Regions from separate parts of the Homo sapiens genome. Here region 2 is linked to region 1. A link is an interaction called in ENCODE POLR2A ChIA-PET data of the cell type or tissue named here. Cell type or tissue: HCT116. All regions are shown on one strand. Links, peaks and the distances in the headings refer to the core of each region. The heading gives the core; the rest is flanking DNA.

Evidence for each region. ChIA-PET counts read pairs that join two places held together with the same protein. Peaks named below come from ENCODE experiments on the same cell type or tissue, not always from the same donor. Only the 100,000 strongest peaks of a DNase experiment are listed, where the experiment ranks them.
Region 2: POLR2A ChIA-PET joins it to region 1 with 5 read pairs; 2 of 35 experiments call an interaction of 5 or more read pairs at or near these places.

What each region holds. Positions count from the first base shown.
Region 1 is chr6:148,130,412-148,135,807 of GRCh38, forward strand. No RefSeq gene overlaps it. Among named protein-coding and RNA genes, the nearest start is that of SASH1, 210 kb to the right of the region's middle. In HCT116, for the core only: no CTCF peak of the experiment used is centred there; a DNase peak (open chromatin) is centred at 2,988.
Region 2 is chr6:148,226,613-148,232,008 of GRCh38, forward strand. It overlaps a transcript of SASH1 not described here. Among named protein-coding and RNA genes, the nearest start is that of SASH1, 110 kb to the right of the region's middle. In HCT116, for the core only: no CTCF peak of the experiment used is centred there; no DNase peak of the experiment used is centred there.

The DNA.
Region 1 (5,396 bases), core at 278-5,277:
CCTCGGCTATGCCATGGGCACCATCTTCCTGTCAGCTGAAGAGCCTGCCCACACCCTGGTCAAGGCATTCATCCTTCCTGCCTGCTCAGCTACAGGCTGTGTCTGCCCCATATGCAAACCAATTGCAACAATCACCTTAAAACATTTGATCTCCCACATACTCTTCTTCCCATAAAAAATAAGACTACCTTCTATAATGGAGAAGCTACAAAACCCCAAAACGTTGGTCTTGCCAATGTTTTTGTAAAACAACCATTTAGTGTTTACTTGCTGTTTTATTTTAGCTCCATTACCTTAAGATTCATGTATGAGTCCTGGGGGAGTTGAATCTGTAGTTTCTTGGCATCTGATTTAAACTGGACAGTACAGTAGTTCCTTTGTTTGAGACTTAAATTGAGAGCATATCAGTCTCAGAACTGTATCATCAGCCTCAGAAGCATATCCTTTATCTTCATTGTCTTATTTTAACAGAAGTTCATGCACTATGCATGAGTGTCCTTACTTACCCTCTGGGCCCTCTGGGCCCCTCTAGGGTGGTTGCCACCCAAACACAAGAAAGCGGGACTCATTATAGGTCATGGAGGACACAGTTCTGTGCAGCCTACCACTGCCCAACTAAGAAGCTGATCAGTCCAGCCCTGCATTCACACTAGCTTTATATACCAACCAGTCGACCCATAACTGTGAGGAATGAGTAATATTTTTATTTCATACATGTACAATTCAAACGGTATTAACCATAGTGCTGTGTTCACCTATTTATCAAATCTCCCAGCAGTAATCTGAATTAAGGACTACTTTGCAACCTTTTTTTTTTTGAGATGGACTCTCTCTTTGTCGCCCAGGCTGGAGTGCAGTGGTGCGATCTTGGCTCACTGCAACCTCCGCCTCCCAGGTTCAAGCAATCCTTCTGCCTCAGCCTCCCGAGTAGCTGGGATTGCAGGCATGCGCCACCATGCCCAGATAATTTTTGTGTTTTTAGTAGAGATGGGGTTTCACCATGTTGGCCAGGCTGGTCTTGAACTCCTGACCTCAGGTGATCCACCAGCCTCAGCCTTCCAAAGTACTGGGATTACAGGCGTGACTCACCACGCCCAGCCCTGCAACTTTATGAAAAAAAAAAAAGGAAAAAATAAAACTGGCTATCTTAAATAAGGATTTTTAAATCCAAAATTTCCTTGAGGAAAACTCTGTCATTAAGTTTTTCAGAATAAAAATTATATTTACTTTACAAAAGAAGTATTTACCAAATTATGCAGACAGTATATCTATCTTTGGAACTCTGAATGTAAACATTTGAGGAATTCCACATGTCATTCCCTTGAAGGTTTGAGCTTAGCTAGTTGTGAGCTTTTTTTATTCTTTTGATGAATCTGGATATTTTCACCATGGAAAACACAGCTCCCTCTAAATCCTGTCTGTGGGAGAATAACTGGCCTGGACATGTTCATATCTTTAAGAGGACAACATTTAAAGAAACAAAAATCTGCTGCTCTAAATATGCTACATTCTTTTTTTTTTTTTTTTTGGAGACGGAGTTTTGCTCTTGTTGCCCAGGCTGGAGTGCAGTGGCGCGATCTCGGCTTACTGCAACTTCTGCCTCCTAGGTTCAAGCAATTCTCCTGCCTCAGCCTCCCGAGTAGCTGGAATTACAAACATGTGCCACCACGCCCAGCTAATTTTGTATTTTTAGTAGAGACAGGATTTCTCCATGTCGGCCAGGCTGGTCTTGAACTCCCGACCTCAGGTGATCCGCCCACCTCAGCCTCCCAAAGTGCTGGGATTACAGGTGTGAGCCACCACACCCTACATTTATTTTCATGCTGTTTCAGCTTCAGTATGAAATGCCTGGGCAGAAAACATTTTTGTTTCATTAATAACCTCTGGGTTTGTGGCTCTAATAAATAAATTTCTTGGATTTTTTCTCGTGTAGATTTCACTAGTTTTCAAGCAAGATAATTTTTGAAAAACAAAATATAGGTTTTTGCATAGCCCTACTATCTATCGCATGTGAAGGTGACAGCATTGTATTGATTGCCATTGACAAATTTGCTGTACAACATGTAAGTACCATAGACAAAGTTAGGACCGTAGGCAAATCTTACCAGGTGTGACAGGCACCTTGCTATCCACGGAAGTGGTGTCCCTCACCGAGGGCCTCTTCTTGTGCATCTCCTTTTCCCTTCAATATTTTTGTCCAGGGGACCTCTTGGTCACTCTCAAAAGGGGACCCTTTCCCAGCATTGCACAGTATTCGGAATACTAGTTTGAGCACAACTCTGGTTCAAATGGAAATCCTGTATCTTAGTCCATTAGGGCTACTATAACAGAAATACTATAGATTGGCCTGCATATAAACAACAGAAATTTATTTCTTACAATTCTAGAGACTGGGAAGTCCAAGGTCAGGCACCAACTGAATCAGTGTCTGGTGCAGCTTCCTGGTTCAGAGATGGCGCCTTCTTGTTGTATCCTCATATAGTGGAAGGGAGAGGACAATTCCTTGTCTCTTTTATAAGACACTAATCCCATGCATGAGCCCTTGTGACCCAATCACCTTTCAAAGGCCTCACCTCCAAATACTATCACATTGGGGATTAAATTTCAACATGAGTTTTTGGGGTACACACACATTCAGTCCATGGCTCCCTGCTACATATATTATACACATTATTCTGTCACCATATGCAGTGGAAATATGTACTAGGTGATTGAGTATGGGAGACCTGAGCTCTTAAAGAGCATTGGTAAGAATAGATTGCTGGCTTTGCTATTTCTCTACAAATAGCAGTCTTTACAACCTTCTTGGTTATCTGTGTCTAGAGAGGCAGAAAGTGGTCTTGACCCTCTTTAGAAGGATGGTTTCCCAGCATCAACCACTTATAATTGTAATGAGGCACTTAGTACCCCACCTGCAGTCTTAAATACTAAAGGTTTCCAGCTTCTTCCCTAGTAAACGTGAATCATTATTTACTTTGTGTGACTAAAACATCCCTAATTCATTTCCTGTTGTACTAAGCTTGTTACCTTTTAATAACTACATTCAAACCCTCTGTGAAAGATAACCTTTTCCCTTTTGAAGACATGTGTTGAATTTTTACGGTAGACTCCCCTTTCATTAAAAAATGATCTGGGCCAGGTGCAGTGGCTCATGCCTGTAATCCCAGCACTTTGGGAGGCCAAGGCAGGTGGATCACCTGAGGTCAGGAGTTCGAGACCAGCCTGGCCAACATAGTGAAACCCCGTCTCTACTAAAAATACAAAAATCAGCCAGGTGTGGTGGCAGGCACATGTAATCCCAGCCACCCGGGAGGCTGAGGCAGGAGAATTGCTCGACCATGGGAGGCGGAGGTTGCAGTGAGCCAAGATCATGCCACTGCACTCCAGCCTGAGTAACAGAGCAAGACTCCATAGGTCTGTCCCCACGCACAGCATCCCATGTTTGCAAGCTTGGCTTGGCCATTCATGTCCCGTTGCAGACCGCAGCACTGTCTCCAGAATCACATTGCTAGATGTGGCCATTGTGTCTTTAGTCAATGTTTAAGCAGAGATTAAACAAGAGCCCTATTTCTAGGGGCATTACAGGTTACTTTTATCATGATTCATAATTCTTCAAGCAAAGTATACAGCCAGTTTGTCCTATAGCTTCGATGTTAAGGGCTTTGCGTTCCTCCTCGTCTTCCACATGCTTTAGACAGGGTTCATTCACGCTACTACTCGCCCCCATCTACAAGGATATAAAGGAAAATGGATTCTGTAAGAGTTGGAATTCCTACAGAGATATGTGCCATCTAGATGTAAAATGTAGCATCTATTTTCCTAATAGCTGAAATAACAAAATAATGGTGAAATGGTTTGTGTGAACTATTTCCCAGCATATTATCACTACCTCTGAACAGTAAAATGCCTCCTCTCCAGCCTAGAGAACAGCCTACGAGCCAAACTGCTCCTAAAAGTAGCTGGGATACATTAAGAGGTGCGGCTGAATCAGCTCCTCGCCTCCAGTCATCCCATCACCTGCTGCCTTAGTCCATTAATTGGCTGAGAAGGCTTTTGAGAGTAGTTTGAGTGAAAAAGGAATAGTATAGCTGCATAAAGACAATTTCTTTCCTAGTCTCCAACCCCGGTTTTTACTACTACATCAAATGCTACTTTTTGACCCATGCTCCTTTTATTATTTACATGCAAAAAAAAAAAAAAAAACCTAAACTAAAACTTGGCTGACCTTTGGGATCAGGGATGAGGACAGAGTGGAAGCAGTACTGAATTTAATTTAAAGTTCTGTAACAAACAAGGGGGAAAGATATAGAGATACCGATTTTGAGGGAAATGTTAATTATCTAAAGCTTAATTACAGATAACGTCATGAGGAGAATACATAAAAGGCTTGAAATGCAGCCAAAGTATTTCGCTAAGAACATTAAAGAATGATTGTTGTTTACAATTCACAAATCGCACAGACATAAAGTTGAGATGGGAAAAACAGAGTCAGGCTTGAAGTAAGAGCCCAGCCTGCTATTTTAAAAACCAGTTCCGGGGAGAAGCGATAGTATTTGGAGTTAGCTCATGCTTTAGATGTAAATGAGATTCTGTCCATGTTTCCCCTTTAAAATAAAAATTAGCAGAACGCTGGCGAACACATTGAAGTAAAATCCTAGGAGACAACACAACCCAAATAAAAATAAATAATTTATGAGATCTTGGAATGGGAACTACAAATAAAACAGAACACACAGACGTTTATCTCCTTGTAAGTACAATAGAAATAAAGAAAAGGCAAGATTTTTACGTGCCTGTCACTTCATTACCGAATCCAATGATAAAAAAAAATACCTTTTCACTCAAACATAATTTTTACTTGGCGTAGCAATGAATGGCTTACACTTATCTAGTCTACTCTTTACTTATGCATTTCTGTCTTTTTGTTGTACGATTGGTATCTATTAATGTCCCATTACCTTTAAAGGTGAGTTTTGGGATAATGGAATGTGGCATTTTGGAAGTTTGCTTTTAAGGGGGTTTGAAAAAATAAGTACCAGGCGGTTCTTATTTCCCTAAAGTCAGTGAGACACATGTTCTAGGGAAGGACATATTCCCGGATTCCAGAGTCTTGGGGGTGAAGACCAGAGCTCCAGATCCTGGCAGGCTGGGCCCTCGAGGTGTTGCATTAGAGTTACTGGACAGGTGTTGGGAAGCTTCGTAAAACAGAGTTGTAACTGGAGGTCTCAACACTTGATACTTTTATAAAAGAATGGGAATGGAGAGAATGTTTTTGTGTCAGAAGGATTTATGTGTATATATTTGAGTGAGTGATCAGAGAGAACCAGGTTATCAAAGGGGAAGGACAGGCCGGGTACAGTGCCTTACACCTGTAATGCCAGCACTTTGGGAGGCAG
Region 2 (5,396 bases), core at 269-5,268, 96 kb after region 1:
TGTCATCAAGAATATAGTTTTCTCTCTTCTTTCTTCTGTGCCTTCGAGGACACGTAGCCTGTGTATTCCCACTGGCTTCTTTATGGTTGCAAAATGGCTGTTGTAAGTACACTTATGTCACTCAGGACACCATCTGATTTCCAGTGGTAGAAGAGTCCATCTCTTTTCCGGTATCTTTCTCTTTTTAGGAGCCAGGCAACCTCTCCGGAAGCTGGGGTCCTACCTCAAGTCTCATTAGCAAGGATTGGGTTATATGTCTCTGCCTACAACACTCACGATCAAAGACAGTAGGAATGCCCTGATTGGTTTAGAGAGTTCAGGTTAACCCTTAAGCTCCATTGGGGGTGGGGAAGTAGTATATTCAACAAAATTTTGGATTGATGAGCAGGGAAACTTGGAGTCAGGAGGTGGTCTGAGGTGGCTGTTGGGGAGGCAACAATACCAAACATTTATTAGCCTAAGTATAGCTCTACGAAGTATGAATGTTACTAATTCTGAAATGTTCCTTGTGGTTTTAGGCACCCTAGCCTTTAAAATGAGCAATCTAGAATTTGGACACCATGTTGCTTTATTTTCTTAATGACTATCAGAAAAGGTTTATGTACAAAGTTGTTTTTGTCTCTCTCCTCCATTAGAAGGTAAATTCCTGGAGAGAAGAGACTGTATTTGTCTTGTCCATAGCTGCATCTCCAACATCTAGAACAGTTTAATCAGCATATGGTAGGCACTCAGGAATTTGTTTGTTTGTTTGTTTGTTTGTTTTGAGACAGAGTCTCACTCTGTTGCCCAGGCTGGGGTGCAGTGGTGCAATCTCAGCTCACTGCAACCTCCGCCTCCCGAGTTCAAGCAATTCTCCTGCCTCAGCCTCCCAGGTAGCTGAGATTACAGGCATGCACCACCACACCCAGCTAATTTGTGTATTTTTAGTAGAGATGGGGTTTCACCATGGTGGCCAGGCTGGTCTCAAACTCCTGACCTCAGGTGATTTGCCTGCTTTGGCCTCCCAAAGTGCTGGGATTACAGGCACTTTGAGCCATCATACCCAGCCAGGAAATATTTATTGAATAAATGACAAAAATTGCAATTAGAATGTTGTAATCCCTCTCCAATCACAGTGTATGTTTTTATATTGCAAACTGAATATGTACATTCCTGTATCTTTTTGTACACACATGGTTCCATTCCATCACCTGAAATAGGAGAAAACCACAATAGTTATTGTCCACTCTTCCATTAAGGTGGTTCTGTGACATGGTGCAAAGAAGAGGTTTGATCATGTCATACTCCGATGTAACCTCAGGATAGAAAAACACAGCTGGAAAAACACCTGTAAGCACCACAATAACATAAAAAAAGTACCCAAGCATTGGGCCAAGACTGGCAGACACAAAGCAGGGAAAATTCAAGTGCAAGAAACATTACATTTCAAGCTAGTACAGACTGGTTTGAAAACTGTAAGAGGATTCATCCTCTAACCTCTAAACATACAATTTTTGATGTGCCTGCAAAAATTATATCATGAATAATTGAAGTCGATTGTGAAGAGTTACCTACTCCAGCAGGGTTTTTGATATGGACTATTTCAATTTATTTTAGAATTTATATAGATATGTATGATATCTTTTTTCAGATATGTAACCCCTGGAGGTGTTGAGATTTAATAGTATTTTTAATAGCACTGAATATTTTACTTATCCGTTATTTCTAATACTTATTAAGCACCCTCACCCTTAAATTCTAAGAGACAAAACTGTCAAAGAAATCACAATTCCTCCTTTTAAGTATCTTATGGTCTAGAATAAATGCTGAGACACCCATGTGAGCAATTATAATTCAAGGTTGTGTGGGATGTCTCAAGAGTAGTACAAACAAAATATTGTGGCAAATTCAATAGAAGATAGACATTCTGAGAAGATCAGAGAATAGCCCATGAAAGAAGTGGTATTGGACCTGAGCTTGTCAAATGGATTTGGGGAGGTGGATAAGACTCCCCAGAGGTTCCAGCCACAGGATTAGGTCATGGTACAGTTAGCTGGAGCCATTACCAAGGTGTTCTTCAAGTGAGCGTTTTATGCTCCACCAGCATGTGACTTTAGCTCTTTTTCTCCATAAAAACATTGTTCTACAGTTTAATGTTTTTATGGAGAAAGACAGCATGCTTATTTAAATTGGTTTGTAGTACAAAGCAGGTAGAAATAGAGACTACACTTAATGACAGAGAAAAAAATCCAAGAAAATCTTGGCTGGGCGCAGTGGCTCATGCCTGTAATCCCAGCACCTTTGGAGGCCGAGGCGGGCAGATCACTTGACGTCAAGAGTTCAAGACCAGCCTGGGCAATGTGGTGAAACCCCATCTCTACTAAATAATGCAAAAACTTGGGCAACATGGTGCATACCTGTCACCCCAGCTACTGGGGAGGCTAAGGCAGGAGAACCACTTGAACCTGGGAGGCAGATGTTGCAGTGAGCCAAGATCGCACTACTGCACTCCAGCCTGGGCAAAACAGCAAGACTCCATCTCAAAAAAAAAAAAAAAAAAAAAAAACACTTAACTGGCTAAAATGACTGATGGGTTCTAACATGATAAAAATTTTAAAATAAATGTAAACTCTTAACTTTGATTTTTTTCAAGAAATTTCTGCCCAAGTACAGGATAGAATTGCCCTGGCTTAACAACAACTCACATAAAAGACTTGGGGAGGGTTAGTGGACTACATGTGACATGTCTACCCTAATGCTGATGCAAACTGTATTCATTTAGCCTAAAATGTATCATTCAACAAACATTTTTAAATTAACATTCGGGCAAAAAGTACTATACAAGGAAGTGGAGGTGTAACAATTGATAAAAATGATCCCAGTCCTAAGAGACATATAGCTTATATAGCTTATGATAGAGGTGAACAAACAAATACTAAACGTATAACACCAGAGTTATACCTCAACAAAGCTGTTTAAAAAAAAAGTGACGTCCAAATTTAGCAAACAGCTTTATTGAGATATAACTTGTATGCCTTATAATTTATTCATTGAAAGTATACAATTCCATGACTTCTCATATATTCACAAAGTTGTGCGACCAACACCATAATATAACGTCAGAGCACTTTTTTTTTTTTTTTTTTTTGAGACAGAGTCTTGCTCTGTCGCCTAGGCTGGAATGCAATGGTGCGATCTTGGCTTACTGCCTCCAGGTTCAAGCGATTCTCCTGTCTCAGTCTCCTGGATAGCTCGGATTACAGGTGCATGCCACTACACCCAGCTAATTTTTGTATTTTTAGCAGAGACGGGGTTTCGCCATGTTAGCCAGGCTGGTCTTGAACTCCTGATCTCAGGTAATCCACCCGCCTCGGCCTCCCAAAGTGCTGGGATTACAGGCATGAGCCACCACGCCTGGCCAGCACTTTTATCATCTATAAAAAAGACACAGTAACCATCAGTAGTCATTTCCTGTTCACCCCTAACCCAGCCCCTAAGCAACCACTAATCTACTTCCCATCTCTATAGATCTGCCTATTCTGAATATTTTATATAAATGAAATTACACGATATGTGGTCTTTTGTGACTGGATTCTTTCACGCACCACAATTCTTTGAGGCTCATCCATTTTCTATCCTGTGTCAGTGTTTCATTCATTTTTATTGCTGAATAATACCTCATTGTATGGATAGACCACACTTAATACGAACATTTGAATATTGATCAATATAAGAGATTTTTGTTTCTTTTTCTTTTCTTTTTTTTTTCAGAAATTGAGTTTCACTATATAGCCCAGGCTAGTCTCCAACTCCTGGGCTCAGATGAGCCTCCTGCCTCAGCCTCCCAAGTATTTGGGACTAGAGGTGGGTGCCACTGCTCCTAGCTATAAGTTTTTATGCCAATATATGTTTTATTTCTCTTAGGTATACATCTAGGCCATATAGTAACTCTGTGTTTAACATTGTTAGACATTGTCGAATACTGACAGTTTTCCAAAGTGCACCCTTGCGGCACCCTTTTACATCCTCACCAGCGCTATGTAAACAGGTTTCGAATTTTTCCACATTCTTGTGAACACCTGTCAATTTCATCTTTTTTATTATAGCCACTCTAGTGGGTGTCAAGTGGTATCTCATTGTGGTTTTGATTTGAATTTCCCTAATGCACTTTGTCCATTTGTCTTCTTTGAAAAAAATGTCTATTTGGATCTTTTGCCCATCTTAAATTGAGTTATTTATCTTATTATTAGTGATTTTTAAGAGTTATTTATTTATTCTGAATACAAATTCCTTATCAAATATATGATCTGCAAATATTTTCTCCCATTCTGTAGGTTGTCTTTTCACATTCTATTTTGTACTGTTTGCTACACAAAAGTTTTTAATTGTGTAAGATCTAACTTACCTATTTTTTCTTTTGTTGCTTGTGTTTTGGTGCCATATCTAAGAAACCACTGCCTAACCTAAGATCATGAAGGTTTACTTCTATGTTTTCTTCTAGGAGCTTTATGGCTTTAGCTCATATATTTGTGTCTATTATCCACCCGGAGTTAACTTTTCTGTGTGGTGTGAGAAAAGCGCTCAACTTTATTCTTTTGCATGTGGATATTCAGTTAATTCCAGCATTATTTGTTGAAATGTCTATTCTTTACTCACTTAATTGTTCTGACATCCTTGTTAGCAATCAATTGACCATACATGTTAAGGTTTATTTCTGGACCCTCAACTCTATTCCATTGATCTATGTCTCCTCTTATGCCAGTTCCATGCTGTCTTGATTATTGAAGCTGTGGACAAAATTTTGGAATTGGGAAGTGTGACTCCTCCAACTTTGTTCTTCATTTTCAAGATGGTTTTTCCTAATCTGAGTCCATTGTATTTTCATGATCAGCTTAGGACAACAAATTTTTAAAAGAATATTCATAAAGTGGAGTGGATCCAGAGGACATTAGAAGAAAGATTACAACAACTTGTGATGTTTAATCTGCAAGATGAAATATAAAAGTGGAATGCAAGAGATGACTTCACAGGCTTAAAATGTTGCTGTAATGTAGAAAATGATTTCAGTGAATTCTTTATTGCCCCAGATAGTTAAAATGATAGAAAGGTGAACATAAGCTCAGTATAAGGACGACCTTTAATACAACTAAACTCATTCATAAATAACTCACATTTTCTCACACACTGGCCCACCCAACCTTGAAGAGAGTCAAGTCTAGGCAAGATGACCTGTTCATCAGGAATGTTGTAGAAGAAATGTCATCATTGGAAGGAAGAAGATATAACTCTTTGATACGTGAGCATGAATAGCAGTGAGAAATGGATGCTGTCAGTGACTGTTACCTAATTAATCGTCCAACCATACGAGATGGATACTATTATTATTCATTTTGCTAGATAAGGAAAAAGGCTAGCAA